2 separate regions of the Homo sapiens genome follow, and region 2 is linked to region 1. The links are chromatin contacts, found by Hi-C or POLR2A ChIA-PET in ENCODE. All regions are on one chromosome and are shown on one strand. The core of a region is the stretch at or near the end of the contact, and the rest is flanking DNA. Distances in the headings are between cores, read along the strand shown. Region 1 overlaps CYP4F22 (cytochrome P450 family 4 subfamily F member 22). Region 2 overlaps TPM4 (tropomyosin 4).

Evidence for each region. Hi-C counts contacts between places; a loop is a spot of excess contacts on that map. ChIA-PET counts read pairs that join two places held with the same protein, here RNA polymerase II (POLR2A). Pooled maps may share reads with other maps.
Region 2: a loop to region 1 is called in a pooled map, with 3 times the contacts of the local background. The contact joins two enhancer-like sites. A Hi-C loop is called at or near these places in 1 of 50 pooled maps. POLR2A ChIA-PET finds 5 or more read pairs at or near these places in 2 of 52 experiments (H1 and OCI-LY7).

The regions. Positions count from the first base shown.
Region 1 is chr19:15,552,194-15,559,109 of GRCh38, reverse strand. It overlaps CYP4F22 (cytochrome P450 family 4 subfamily F member 22), which reads right to left. Exons shown (of 14, transcript NM_173483.4): 14 at 6,793-6,916. Among named protein-coding and RNA genes, the nearest start is that of CYP4F22, 47 kb to the right of the region's middle. RefSeq lists an enhancer at 2,638-2,777 and a silencer at 3,238-3,297. Within about 2 kb of position 2,614, at least 11 of the 41 ENCODE cell types and tissues checked have a DNase peak (open chromatin) inside an H3K27ac peak, as active enhancers do.
Region 2 is chr19:16,078,257-16,085,172 of GRCh38, reverse strand. TPM4 (tropomyosin 4) reads right to left here. Exons shown (of 8, transcript NM_003290.3): 2 at 3,127-3,260. Among named protein-coding and RNA genes, the nearest start is that of TPM4, 5.2 kb to the right of the region's middle. RefSeq lists enhancers at 3,965-4,692, 5,789-6,018, 6,049-6,118, 6,309-6,358, 6,469-6,688. Within about 2 kb of position 4,917, at least 20 of the 41 ENCODE cell types and tissues checked have a DNase peak (open chromatin) inside an H3K27ac peak, as active enhancers do.

The DNA.
Region 1 (6,916 bases), core at 1,365-3,864:
AAAGATTGCAGTGAGGTGAGATCGCATCACTGCACTCCAGCCTGGATAACAGAGCAATACCCTGTCTCAAAAAAAAAAAAAAAAAGAAAGAAGAAAGAAAATAAAAGAAAAAATAAAATGGTCAGGGCATTGTGGCTCATGCCCGTAATCCCAGCACTTTGAGAGGCCGAGGCAGGAAGTCGGTACCAGCAAATAGGAAGCACCAAATTGCCAGCCATGAGAGTGAGCCACCTCAAAGTATCTCTTCCAGCCTCAAATGAGCTGCCCACACTGATGCTGTGTAGGACTGAGAAAGCCATCCTGGCTGAGCCCTGCCCAAATTGTAAACTTGTGAGCAAACTAAAAGTTGTATATATTCTGATACAGATAGGAGTTCATACACACATACCAAAAAAAAAAAAAAAACTTGTATATCTTTTTTATTTTTTTGAGATGGAGTTTCGCTCTTGTTTCCCAGACTGGAGTGCAATGGCATGATCTTGGCTCACAGCAACCTCTGCCTCCCTAGTTCAAGCGATTCTCCTGCCTCAGCCTCCCAAGTAGCTGGGATTACAGGCTCACACCACCGCGCCCGGCTAACTTTGTATTTTTAGTAGAGACAGGGTTTCTCCGTGTTGGTCAGGCTGGTCTCGAACTCCCGACCTCAGGTGATCCGCCAGCCTCGGCCTCCCAAAGTGCTGGGATTACAGGCATGAGCCACCGAGCTTGGCCTGTATATTGTTTTAACCTACTAAGTTTCCTGGTAGTTCAATATACAATAATAGATAATTGAAACAGATATATTTCCCAACAAGTTTGGAGTCATCAAAAAACTGATAATGGACTGGGTGCAGTGACTCAGGCCTGTAATCACAACAGTTCGGGGGGCCAACATAGGCGGATCACTTGAATCCAGGAGTTCCAGTTCAGCCTGGGCAACATGGTAAAACCCCATCTCTACAGAAAATACAAAAAAAAGCATCTGGATGTGGTGGTGGGAGGATTGCTTGACCCCAGGAGACAGAGGTTGCAATGAGTTGAGATTGAGCCACTGCACTCCAGCCTAGGCAACAGAGCAATACCCTGTATCAAAAAAAGAAAAAAAAAAAAAGGCCGGGTGCAGTGGCTCACCCCTGTAATCCCAGCACTGGGAGGCCAAGGTGGGTGGATCATTTGAGGTCAGGAGTTCAAGACCAGCCTGGCCAGCATGGTGAAACCTCATATCTACTAAAAATAACAAAAAAAAAATTAGCCAGGCATGGTGGTGTGCCTGTAATCCCAGCTACTCAGGAAGCTGAGGCAGTAGAATCACTTGAACCCAGGAGGCAGAGGTTGCAGTGAGCCGAGATCATGCCACTGCACTCCAGCCTGGGTGACAGAGTGAGACCCTGTCTCCAAAAAAAAAATTTTTTTAATAAACAAAAAAAACCCGGTAACGTGTGCATAAATGCTTTTATATACATTGGAAAACGTTCATATATATATGAACGTTTTTTAATTTTTAAAAACTGAAAAAAGAGCACACCAAACTGCTGGGCCAGAGGTAGAAGCAGAAGCAGAAAGCGGAAGAATTTCCCTTTCAAATTTTACACTTATAACTTATTCCCTGCTCCTTCCATGTCCTTGAGGAGGGAGGAGGCTGTCAGGAGAGGAGTGAGCACCCAGCTTGTGGTCAGACAGCCCATAGTCAAAGCCAGGCTCTGCCACTCCCTCACTGCCGTGTGACCTTGGGCAAGTGATTTGCCCTCTCTGAGCCTCACATTCATCGTTGGTAAAAAAAATAAATAAAAGCGCACACTGACAGGCTTCTGGGGATTGGAGGAACCAGCACACATGTGTGTCTTAATTTGGGTTCCCTGGAACTAGACCTTAATACAAGGAGTTGAGTGCAAATCCTCTATCAGGAGGGTGACCATAAGACAAGAGTTCAACTGCCTGTTGTTTCTTTGGGAGGTGATCCCTGGAAACACAATTAGGGCAATGGAGAAGAGGGATGGGGAAGGGAAGGCAGCAGCAGTTAAAGGGACCTTTATTGAGGAAGTTTCCACTGTGGGTAGCTAGGGCTCAGCCCTGCCTAGTACCTCAGGGAGACAGAATAGAACATGCACCTCCCAGAACAAGGGAGTCTTCACCCCCAGAGAGAGGGAGCTGGGGTATTTATCCACCAATACCCACCAGTCATTACTGACAGCTTCCTCCAAGGGCATGATTTCTCCAGAATGTCCTGCCTGCACCGCACAGGTCAGACCTGGGGACAGAGGCAAGGGCTCTGACAGTGGCTCCAGCCATGAGCAGGAACACAGCCTGGTGTGTGTGGATAGTTACAGTGACTCAGTGAGTGGAGTTCTCCTCTCCTCTCCTTCCAACACACCCATCCATATGCGCACACACAGTCACACCGACACATACACGTTTACACACACTCGTGTGCACACTACAACACATGCACACACTGTTACCCAAATGCACCCAAACACATACGCGGTCACACATGCACGCTCAAACGTGCACGGACACAAAATTGAACGAATAGAGAATGGATCTCCAAATTGTCCAGCAGAGGGAGCGTTCTTCACACTCAGGAGGAAGGAGGTCCCACAGCCGCCAGCGACAGGACCAGACTTCGGTGTTTTGAGAATTACACTTGCAGTACGTGTAACAGGGCTCCGGGGACCCAGGGACCTTACTCCTCCCCTTCTCATTCTCATTTATTCACCCTCGTGGCCCTTGGCGGAAACTCAGTGTGCATTACAAGCATGATGATACCGGACTATTCGCATGACAAGAAAAAGCCGAGGTGCAGAGAGGGACAGTCACGTGCCCAAGGCCGCCCCTAGGAAGGAAGAGCCTAGATTGAGCCCACATATGTCGGATCTCAAGGCTAACTTCGTTTGCTAGTGGATGGCGAGGTTGCGCCGAAAAGGGCCCAGGAGATGTTTGGCAAAGGATGCGCTCTTGGAGACCCTCGGTTGGGAGGGGGGTGTAGGAGAGGCAGCACCTGCAAGATCCGGGTGGCTCACGTAGGGTCTGGGACTGTCTGTTTCCCATTCAGCCCCGGAGTACGTCGAACAGGGGATCCCGGCCGACGACCCCAGCACAGGCCACCGGGGGGCGCCCCAGGACACACGCCGCTGCTACTGCCTCTCGCACAGCCAGCCCCGCTTTAGCTCATCTCCTCCCCGCTCCAACTCTAGCCCAACCCCCGTCGACGCCCCCTTCTACGCTACGTGGCTAGGGATCTAGACCAGGACTGGGAGCCTGAGGGGTGGGGCAGAAGAGGACTCAGCGCCAGCGCTGAGGCCGCACCGAATGATCTTGGGTAAGTCACTTCATTCGGGGGCTCAGTTTCTACCTCTGTTAAACGGAATAATAAAAAGTGATCTTACAAGTCAGTATGAGGATTAAATGGGAATATATGGAAAGAGCACACAGGAAGCACTCAATCAAAAAAAAAAGTTTTGTTTTTGTTTTTCAGACCGAGTCTCGCTCTGTCACCCAGGCTGGAGTGCAGCGGCACTATCTTGGCTCACTGCAACCTCCGTCTCCCGGGTTCAAGCGATTCTCCTGTCTCGCCCTACCGAGTAGCTGGGACTACAGGCGCGTGCCACCACTCCCGTCTGATTTTTTTTTTATTTTTAGTAGAGACAGTGTTTCACCGTGTTAGCCAGGATGATCTCAATCTCCTGACCTCGTGATCCGCCCGCCTCGGCCTCCCAAAGTGCTGGGATTACAGGAGTCAGCCACCGCGCCCTGCCCTAATTTTTTGTATTTTAAGTAGAGATGGAGTTTCACCATGTTGGCCAGGCTGGTCTGGAACTCCTCGCCTCAACTGATCCGCCCACCCCGGCGTCCCAAAGTGCTGGGATTACAGGTGTGAGCTACCACGCCTGGCCTCATAATTGTTAGGTTAACTTTGGAGACCACCCCCAGGGCTCCCTTAAGCCCTTACTCCATACACACACACACACACACACACACACACACACGCGCGCGCGCGCGTGCGCGCACACACACACGCACACATGAGATCTCACCCAGTCTTAAAGTTTTGCTTTCTTTTCTGTTTTTTTTTTTTTGTTTTTTTTTTTTTGTTTGTTTTGGTTCTCCAGTTCATGGTTTTTAATTAGCAGAACTGTTGCCTTTGGGACTGGATAATTACTTGTTTTATTGAGCTAGGTATCCTTTGTCTTGTAGAATGTTTAGCAGAGTGCTGGGTCCCTACCCTCTAGACGCAAATAGTAACCACCGGTTGTGACAACCAAAAATGTTTCCAAATAACAACGAATGTCATCTGGTAGGAAAAATCACCCCCATTTGAAATCGCTTCACTAGCTTTTGGAAAAATATATAAAATATTTATACTAAGGCTTCCCAAATATACATGCCCAACCCAAAACTCTTGAATTGGAGAACCGTTTATTCGACTGACATGTCCAATTCCTCTGAACCAAAACTGACATCCTGACATCTCCCACAAAACAACTTACTCCACTCAGCATTCCCCACGTCAGCTGATGGCAGTTCCATTTTTCCAGATGTTCAAGCCCAAACCTAGTGTCCCCCACTTCTTTCAAACTTCACGTTTTATCCACCACCAAGCCTGACAGCACTGCCTTTGTGAACAGTCACTCCTCCTTGGAATCCAATTGCTCTTGATCACATCTAAAGACCCCGGCTTGGTTGAAGCCACCATCATGTCTCACCTGGACGAATGCAGTCACCCCTAACTGATCTGCCTAGTCCCATCTTTGCTCACACTGTCTCTGTTTAACAGAGCACACAAAGTCCTGTGGAAGTCCTGGCATGGTGGCTCACACCTGTAATTCCAGCACTTTGGGAGGCTGAGGTGGGAGGATCGCTTGAGACCAGGAGTTCAAGACCAGCCTGGGCAACATGGTAAGACCCCCGTCTCGATAACAAATACAAAGCTTAGCTGGGCATGGTGGTGTGTGCCTGTGGTCCCAGCTACTCAGGAGGCTGAGGCAGGAGGATCGTTTGAGCCCAAGGAGGCCAAGGCTGCAGTGAGCTATGGTTGCACCCCTGCACACCAGCCTGAGCAACAAAGCATGACCCTGTCTCAAAAAAAAAAAAAAAAAAGTTCGTATGACAAAGCTTGTCCCTCCTCTGCTCAGAACTCCCCATTTCTGTCACAAAAAAAGTCACAGAAAAGGCCCTGTGTGAATTTACTTCTTTCTTTACTTATTTATCATTTATCATATCTCCTCCCTAGAGGTAAACTCTGGGAACCTAGGGCTCAAACAGTGCCTGTCTCACGGCAGATTGCCCAAGAAATATTTGGTAAATTAATTTTTTTTTTAGACAGAATCTCACTCTGTCGCCCAGGCTGGAGTGCAGTGGCACAATCTCGGCTCACTGCAACCTCCACCTCCCAGGTTCAAGCGATTCTCCTGCCTCAGCCTACTGAGTAGCTGGGATTACAGGCACCCGCCATCAAACGTGGCTAATTTTTGTATTTTTTAGTAGAGACAGGGTTTCACCATGTTGGCCAGGCTGGTCTCAAACTCCTAACCTCAGGTGATCCACCTGTCTCAGCCTCCCAAAGTGCTGGGATTACAGGCATGAGCCACCGCACCCGGCCTGTTGAATTAATATTATTGTCTCTAGTGACCTAGATGGAAATAGTCTACAGGCAAATGCTACCTAAAAGGAAGATGATACCACTATTATACCACCACTATATATATAATGATGGCATATATAGTGCATATATATATATTATATATGTGGTATAATAGCAGTATCATTTTCCTTTAGTGTAGCATTTTATATGTATAAAATTGCTGACATTGTCATTGCCCACCTTTTTTTGTTTGTTTGTTTTTGGAACAGGGTCTTGCTCTGTTGCCCCAGCTGGAGTGCAGTGGTGTGATCATAGCTCACTGCAGCCTCAAACTCCTCAGCTCAAGTGATCCTCCTGCCTCAGCCTCCCAAGTAGCTGGGACTACAGATGTGCACCATCACACCTGGCTAATTTTTTATTTTTTGTAGAAATGGAGTCTCACTGTGTTGCCCTGGCTGGTCTCTAACTCCTGGTCTCAAGCAATCCTCCAGCCTCAGCCTCCCAAAGTGCTGGGATTACAGGTGTAAGCCATCACGCCTGGCCCCCATCTTTTATATTCCCATATCAGGGACTACTCTACCATCAAGTTCCCTCAGCCAAATACCTGAGCATCACCCTTACCACCTCCCTCCCCTCAGCCCCCACTGCTAGATAGTCACCCCAATCCTGGCCCTTCCTGTTGTCTGGACCTCAGCTTCCCTCTTTCCCAGGGTCCCAACCCCGCAAGTCACCTCCCTGCCAGCCCTAGATCTGGCCATGTCCTGTCCTGATCCCGCTCACACACTCTCCATGGCTCCCTATTGCCCTCAGCATAAAGCCTGTGCATTTGGCCCCTTCCTTCATTCTGCCCCCACTTCCCAGATCCAACCACCTGGCCCCTGGTGAGTTCCTCAAACACACTCTGTTCTCCCTCAGCTCAGGGTATTCTCAGATGTTGTTCCTTCTGCCTGGAATACTCTTCCCTCCCCTTGTCACCCACTCAACTTCCATTCCAGCATCGGAGAAGCTCTCCCTGACCCATCCCCATCCCTCTGCTATATTCATCCAGCACCCGGGGCCTCTCCTTTGGAGCACCTGTCCTGGGTTGTAAATAAACCTTTACACGTGGAATTATTTGTTCAACATCTGTCCCCCACCCCCTAAGAAGGCAGAAAACAGGGCCTGCCTGTGGTTCTGAAGCAGTGCCAGCAAACAATATGTGATCTGTTGATGAAATAAATGAACACACAAACTGACCCCCAAAATCTGAGTTTATGTCCTAGGATAAATGGCTTTCCAGCCTCCTAGCCCGCAGCTTCGCTCAGTTGCAGAGCCCCTCATTCCCATGCTGGGGGCTCCACGTGTAAGGATCTGGCT
Region 2 (6,916 bases), core at 3,668-6,167, 520 kb before region 1:
CAGGTGATTCTCCCACCTCAGTCCCTTGAGTGGCTGGGACTACCAGCATGCACTACCATGCCTGGCTAATTTTTAATATTTTTTTGTAGAGATGGGGTCTCACTATGTTGCGCAGGCTGGTCTCAAACTCCTGGGCTCAAGCGATCCGCCCGCCTCCCAAAGGGCTGGGATTACAGGTGTGAGCCACCGCACCCTGCCAAGACCTTGTGTATTTAAAACAAGAAAAGAAAAGAAAAGAAGAGGCCAGCCTGGGATAATGTGTCATTGATATGTATCATTCCCACCCAGCACAGAGACCATATGCTTCTTGCTGTCCAATAAATATGTTCACGTGGGGTGTCACCCGTTCTCAGCTAAGTCTCAAAACACCCTCCCCCACCTGTACGAGGTCTCACCCTCAGCATGTGAGCAAGCTCTCTGGGTTATTTATTGCCCCAAAACCCCTTGTAGTACCCAAGAGATCAAAGTGACTTGCCTAAGGCTCCATAGAAAGTGCCAGTGGTAGAAGCTGACTCTAGATCCCCAAGCTTCAAGTATATAATTCTTTCTACTGAGACACAGCAGTCTTTAACAGGGGTGTCACCAAAGGCCTCTGGGGACATGGTGCAAACAAGAGACTGGCCTTCGCAGCCTCCCTTGGTTTGCCAATATGGGAGCCCTCAACGTCAGCATCCAGCCAGGCTGGTCTGACTGTGAACAGCAGCTAACCCAGGCCACAGGCACAGCCAGGAACTCTCGTGACTGGGTCCTTCCACTGCCCCGTGGCTGCCGGAGCTGCCACTCTCTCCCTTGATTCAGTGGCTGAAGCAGAGTCTGCAGTAGCGTCTGTTCCCTCTGCCCTGGCTGTTCCACTACTTGGGAAGAAATTTCCAGCTTGGGTGACATGCAATCTCCAAGATTCCTTAGCTGGTTTCTAATCTCTGGTTAGTGGTCACAGCAGCACAACCAGAAATGCATCTTAAATTAGCTAGGCGTGCCAGCACTTTGGGAGGCCAAGGCAGGTGGATTACAAGGTCAGGAGCTTGAGAACATCGTGGCTAACACGGTGAAACCCTGTCTCTACTAAAAATACAAAAAAATTAGCCGGGTGTGGTGGCGGGTGCCTGTAGTCCCAGCTACTTGGGAGGCTGAGGCAGGAGAATGTCGTGAACCCAGGAGGTGAAGCTTGTAGTGAGCTGAGATCACGCCAGTGCACTCCAGCCTGGGCGACAGAGCGAGACTCTGTCTCAAAAAAAAATTAGCTGGGCATGATGGCATGCGCCTGTAGTCCCAGCTTTACTCTGGAACTCTGGAGGCCGTGGCGGGAGGATCGCTTGAGCCCAGGAGGTCGAGGCTGCAGTGAGCTGTGATCGCACCACTACATTCCAGCCTGGGTGATAGAGTAAGACCCTGTCTCAAAAAAAAAAAAAAAAAAAGAAATGAATCTTTGGGAGGTGTTTATACTGCAAAAGCATGGTGGCTGGCTCAAGTGAGAACTCCGGTGTGAATGAGGGGCAGACGCGATGATCACTGGTCGGGCCCACACCATTGCCACACAAGGAACTCCTTTTCCACCACACACAGACTGCTGCTTCTGTGAATTACACAATCTACCCTCAGTCTTCCAGAGAGCCTGTGCCAAGGCGTGCCAGAGAATGATCTGGCTACCGAGGAGAAGGCACCCTACTGGTGGCTGGGTTGCAGCACAGATACCATGGGCGGGTGAGGAACGTGGTCAGTTTCTTTTTGAGACAGAGTCTCACTCTGTTGCCCAGGCTGGAGTGCAGTGGTGCGATCTTGGCTCACTGCACCCTCTGCCTCCTGGGTTCAAGCTGGGGGATCTTGCCTTAGCCTCCTGAGTAGGTGGGATTACAGGTGCCCGCCACCACGCCCAGCTAATTTGTGTATTTTTAATAGAGACGGGGTTTCACCATGTTGGCCAGTCTGGTCTCAAACACCTGACCTCAGTTGATCCACCCGCCTCGTCATCGCAAAGTGCTGGGATTATAGGCGTGAGCCACGGCACCTGGTGCATGGTCAGTTGCAAGTACATTAACCATGCTGGTTTGCAACTGTCCCTGAAATAGCTGTCACCGTCCAAAAGCCTAAAGCCTGACAGCTCTGCTAACAATCACCTGTGCATCCCAAGTTTCCTTTCCTCCTCTCCACAGTACTCTGCTTTTTTTTTTTTTTTTTTTTTTTTGAGACAGAATCTCATCTGTCACTGAGGCTGGAGTGCAGTGGCACAATCTTGCCTCACTGCAGCTTCAAACTCTTGGGGTCAAGTGATCCTCCCACCTCAGCCTCTTGAGTAGCCAGGAGTACAGGCGTGCACCACCACACCCGGCTAATTTTTGTATTTTTTGTAGAGACAGGGTCTCACCACATTGCCCCAGTTGGTCTTGAACTCCTGAGCTCAGGCGATTTGCCCGCCTCTGCCTCCCAAAGTGCTGGGAGCACAGGCAGGAATCACTGCATCCGGCCTACCTGAAATTTGGTGTCTAGAGAACACTAAGAGGCACTGTGGCTTTCAGAGAAAATACGAGAAGCAGTGCTTTGCAAACTGACCACCATGGACAGTCATACTTGCAGTCTCACATCTGCCCGTTCTGTTTGCCTTTCTGTCTGTCGGAAGTTTCTTTTCATGGTTACCGTAAGGATAAACACCCCTCACTTTATTTTGAGATGGAGTTTTGCTCTTGTTGCCCAGGCTGGAGTGCAATGGCACGATCTCGGCTCACTGCAGCCTCTGCCTCCTGGGTTCAAGAGATTCTCTTGCCTCAGCCTCCTGAGTAGCTGGGATTACAGGTGCCCGCCACCATGGCAGGCTAATTTTTTTGTACTTTTAGGAAAGACGGGGTTTCACCATGTTGGCCAGGCTGGTCTCAAACTCCCAACCTCAGGTGATCCGTCCGCCTTGGCCTCCCAAAGTGCTGGGATTACAGGCATGAGCCACCGTGCCTGGCCACGGATAAACATCTCTACCCATGGAGTGATGGTTTACAAAGTGCTGTCATGCACTTTTTTGTGGACACATGCATGTCCTTGTGACCTTGTTTACTTTCACACCAGCTCTGCGAGGTCGGCAGCATGATCCCCATTTTCTAAAAGCAAACACGGATGCCACCAGATTCAAAGCGTCCTTACCTCTCACTCTCATCTGCAGCTTTTTCTGCCTCCTCCAGCTTCTGCAGGGCCGTGGCCAGTCGTTCCTGAGCCCTGTCCAACTCCTCCTCAACGAGCTGGATGCGTCGGTTGAGGGCGGCCACATCACCTTCAGCCTGGGGAGGTCGGAGGTGCAGCCATGTTAAGAAGTATCAGGCCAGCCACCAGTGGGAGCCTCCCCCATGTCCTGCCCTCTGTTAACCTGATCTTCCCCGTCAAAGCCCACCCAGGAGTCCAGGCCATAGGGAATTTACACTCATACCAAAATTTCAGTATGATCTTCCCGGAAAATGTCTGGGAAAAACATCTACCACTCCATAGCAAAAGATGAGCATCGCCAAGCGTGGTGGCTCATGCCTGTAATCCCAGCACTTTGGGAGGCTGAGGTGGGTGTATCACAAGGTCAAGAGATCGAGACCATCCTGGCCAACGTGGTGAAACCCTGTCTCTACTAAAAATAGAAAAATTAGCTGAGTGTGGTGGCACGTGCCTGTAGTTCCACATGCTCAGGAGGCTGAGGCAGAAGAATCACTTGAACCCGGGAGGCGGAGGTTGCCGTGAGCTGAGATCGTGCCACTGCACTCCAGCCTGGTGACAGAGCAAGACTCCGTCTCAAAAAAAAAAAAAAAAAGCGAGTGTCCCAGTACAAGATGGGTAGTTGAGTCAACATAGGAGTCAAACATACCATGTGCTTTGAGATGAATGTCAGTGCTGGTCTCTCCAGCAACACAATAGACCCAACGTTAGGCTAAGATCTAAGATAGGCTCTTCTCTGAAAAAGGCACACAGTGTTACCACGTAGAGAGTTCTAGGGCTCACTGTGAGATTCTTAGAAAGCAAGGCCATCAGTGACCCGGCTCATTGTGTCCTGTGAGTTCCGCTCCCATTCACCTGAATGGCAAGATAAATGCAAGACTATGGAGCCCTCAGTTAAATGTTGGCCATGCAATTACCAAGGTGGGACGAGGCGGGGGAGCCTCGTTGGAATTCCATCCTTCAATCCGCCTGGCTGAGAGATGGCAGGACAAAAAGATATGGAAAGGGAAAGAAAACTTGGTTGCAGGCATGGAAGACATACCCCAATAGTGTTATTGGCTTTTCAAGGTGTTTTTACCTACAAGAAAGGAAGTACAATGGGAAGCATTAAACCAGGAACTCCAGGGCCAAAAAGTGCTGGGCTGGAATCCCCGCTTTGTCATTTTCTTTTTAATTTTTTTTTTGAGATGGAGTCTTGCGCCGTCACCAAGGCTGGAGTGCAATGGCATGATCTCGGCTTGCTGCAACTTCTACCTCCCGGGTTCAAGCAATTCTGCCTCAGCCTCCTGAGTAGCTGGGATTACAGACGGACACCACCACGCCTTGCTATTTTTTTGTATTTTTAGTAGAGACAGGGTTTCGTCTTGTTGGTCAGGCTGGTCTCAAACTCCTGGCCTCACGTGATCCACCCGCCTTGGTCTCCCAAAGTACTGGGATTACAGGCGTGAGCCACTGCGCCCGACCGTGCTTTGTCATTTTCACAGCCACGTGGTGTTGGGAAGGTTGCTTCCTCATCCTGGCCCTCTCCATCCCAAAGCCTGATTAGTTACCGGACTGCCTTGAGGCTGTAACTCCAGAGGGTGGCGCCGCTTATGCCCAGCAGGTGGGATGTGCCAGAGAAAGGCATCTCTTACTGCCACGGTTTTATTTTACTGCAATTTCATCCTCACACATCGCACCCATTTTACAGGTGAAGAAACCGAGGGGCCCCACTGGGGGAAGTGGTTTTATTCAGTGACTCAGAATTGGTAAGAAATGAATGGCCTCTTAAGACCCACCCAGGGCTCTTCCTTGTCAGAACCTGTCCCCTAGGTCCTGCCAGGGCTACGAGGCAAGGCGAGTTTTCCAGCGATGCCTGCTCTTTGGAAGGAATATTGAGAACGGGTCAAACGGGCCTCAACCGAGAGGAAAAGGGAAGCCACGCTAGCTTTTTCCTATCAGAACAAATGAAGAATCCCTGAACTGGGGAAGGCTATCAAAATTATTAGGAAGGCCGGGCGCGGTGGCTCACATCCGTAATCCTAACACTTTGGGAGGCGGAGGTGGGTGGATCACATGAGGTCAGGAGTTCGAGACCAGCCTGGCCAACATGGTGAAACCGCATCTCTACTAAAAATACAAAAAAATCAGTTGGGTGTGGGGGCAGGCGCCTGTAATCCCAGCTACTTGGGAGGCTGAGGCAGGAGAATCGCTTGAACCCGGGAGGTGAAGGTTGCAATGAGCCGAGATCGCGCCACTGCACTCCAGCCTGGGTAACAGAGCAAGATTCCGTCTCAAAAAAAAAAAATTATTAGGAAACCACTCCCTCTCCTGCCCTGAGTTCATACTGGGGGAAAAAAAAATAGAATGAGGCTAACGTGGCCGAAAAACTACACAAATAGAGTCAGGAAGGTTTCTCAGCCTCAGATTCCTAGAAGCAGAAAGAGGGCACTCCCACAGGTGTTTCGTATTGCAGTGTCCTCTGAAACACCAAATGCAGAGAATTGTGAAAACCACTGATGAAACTGTCTTAAGAAACGTCACTGAGGCCTTCCCATGAATGGGTGCCTTTCATTCTTTTTAATTGCCTAGATCTTAACTCCTCCTACCACCTTCAGTAACTGGGCCAGGAACTGATGTTGCAAAAACACTCTGCAACCAACACCATTATCGAATTCCAGGACATTTTCATAACCCGCCAAAGACAAACAAACAAACAAAAAACTGTGTACCCATTAGCAGTCGAGGAATTGATTTTAAAGATCAAACAGAGGTGCTTGATTCATGAGTTGTCTTTTAAGAAGTGAGTAGCCCTTATGTGGGAAATTCTGAATCCTGGCAAACAACGCTTTTGGCAGATTTTCAGCTGTCTGGAGTTGGGAGATACACGCATATCTGTACATGCATACATATATATGTATTTTTGAAAAACTGCTAGTCACGGCCGAGTCATTTTGGGTTCCACCCCTTCCTGCAATCAAAGCCTTCCACACGCTACAAAGGATTTCCCTTATAAGGTAAAAGAGGCTTGCTAGATACATGTGGCAAAGGAACAGGAAGATGTCAGTTAATCACACAAAAATCTAAACGAAACCAGCTGTCGGGAAACAGGCCCAGAAGTCTACCACACGCCGGCTCCTGGCTTATTCTACAAGAGTGAAAGGTTTTTTTTTTTTTTTTTTTAACCCACCCCTGGTCTTAGTTCCTTTTGCCCTGGGAGAGGTTTTCCCTCTCCCAGACGGAAAGAAGCATCCTTTGCTTTTTCAAGAACTTTTCGAACTTTTTCAAGAAGTCTTCAACTCTCCAAAAACATCTTCTCTCCCAACTAGACGGTCTTGCTCCTAAATCTTGGCTCCAGGCTGAGGGCCATTTTGAAGCCGAGTTAATTGTCCTCCAGCGAGATGACTTGGGATGAGATCAGAGCAAGAGCTGTGTCGGTTAAGTGTGAGAAAGAGGCCAGACCGGCTACCGATTGAGGCTTACACCGGGTTTCTAAGGCCTCTTGGGCCAAAGCAGCCCTTACAGGATTAGAGGCTTCAACCAAGGCCCATGCTGCAGCCCCCATCTGGGCTCTTTCCAGTCCTGGCAATTCACACCACCAATTCCATCTGGCTGGGCATCTTTTGCCTCTCTAGGGTCCCCACCCTGAGCCTCAACACTGAACTTTCAGGGCTTTTGGGCTTCAACCTCTATCCGCACACCCCCCCACCCTCATCATACAACTTTCTTGCCTCTGAGTCTGTGCACACCCATGTCT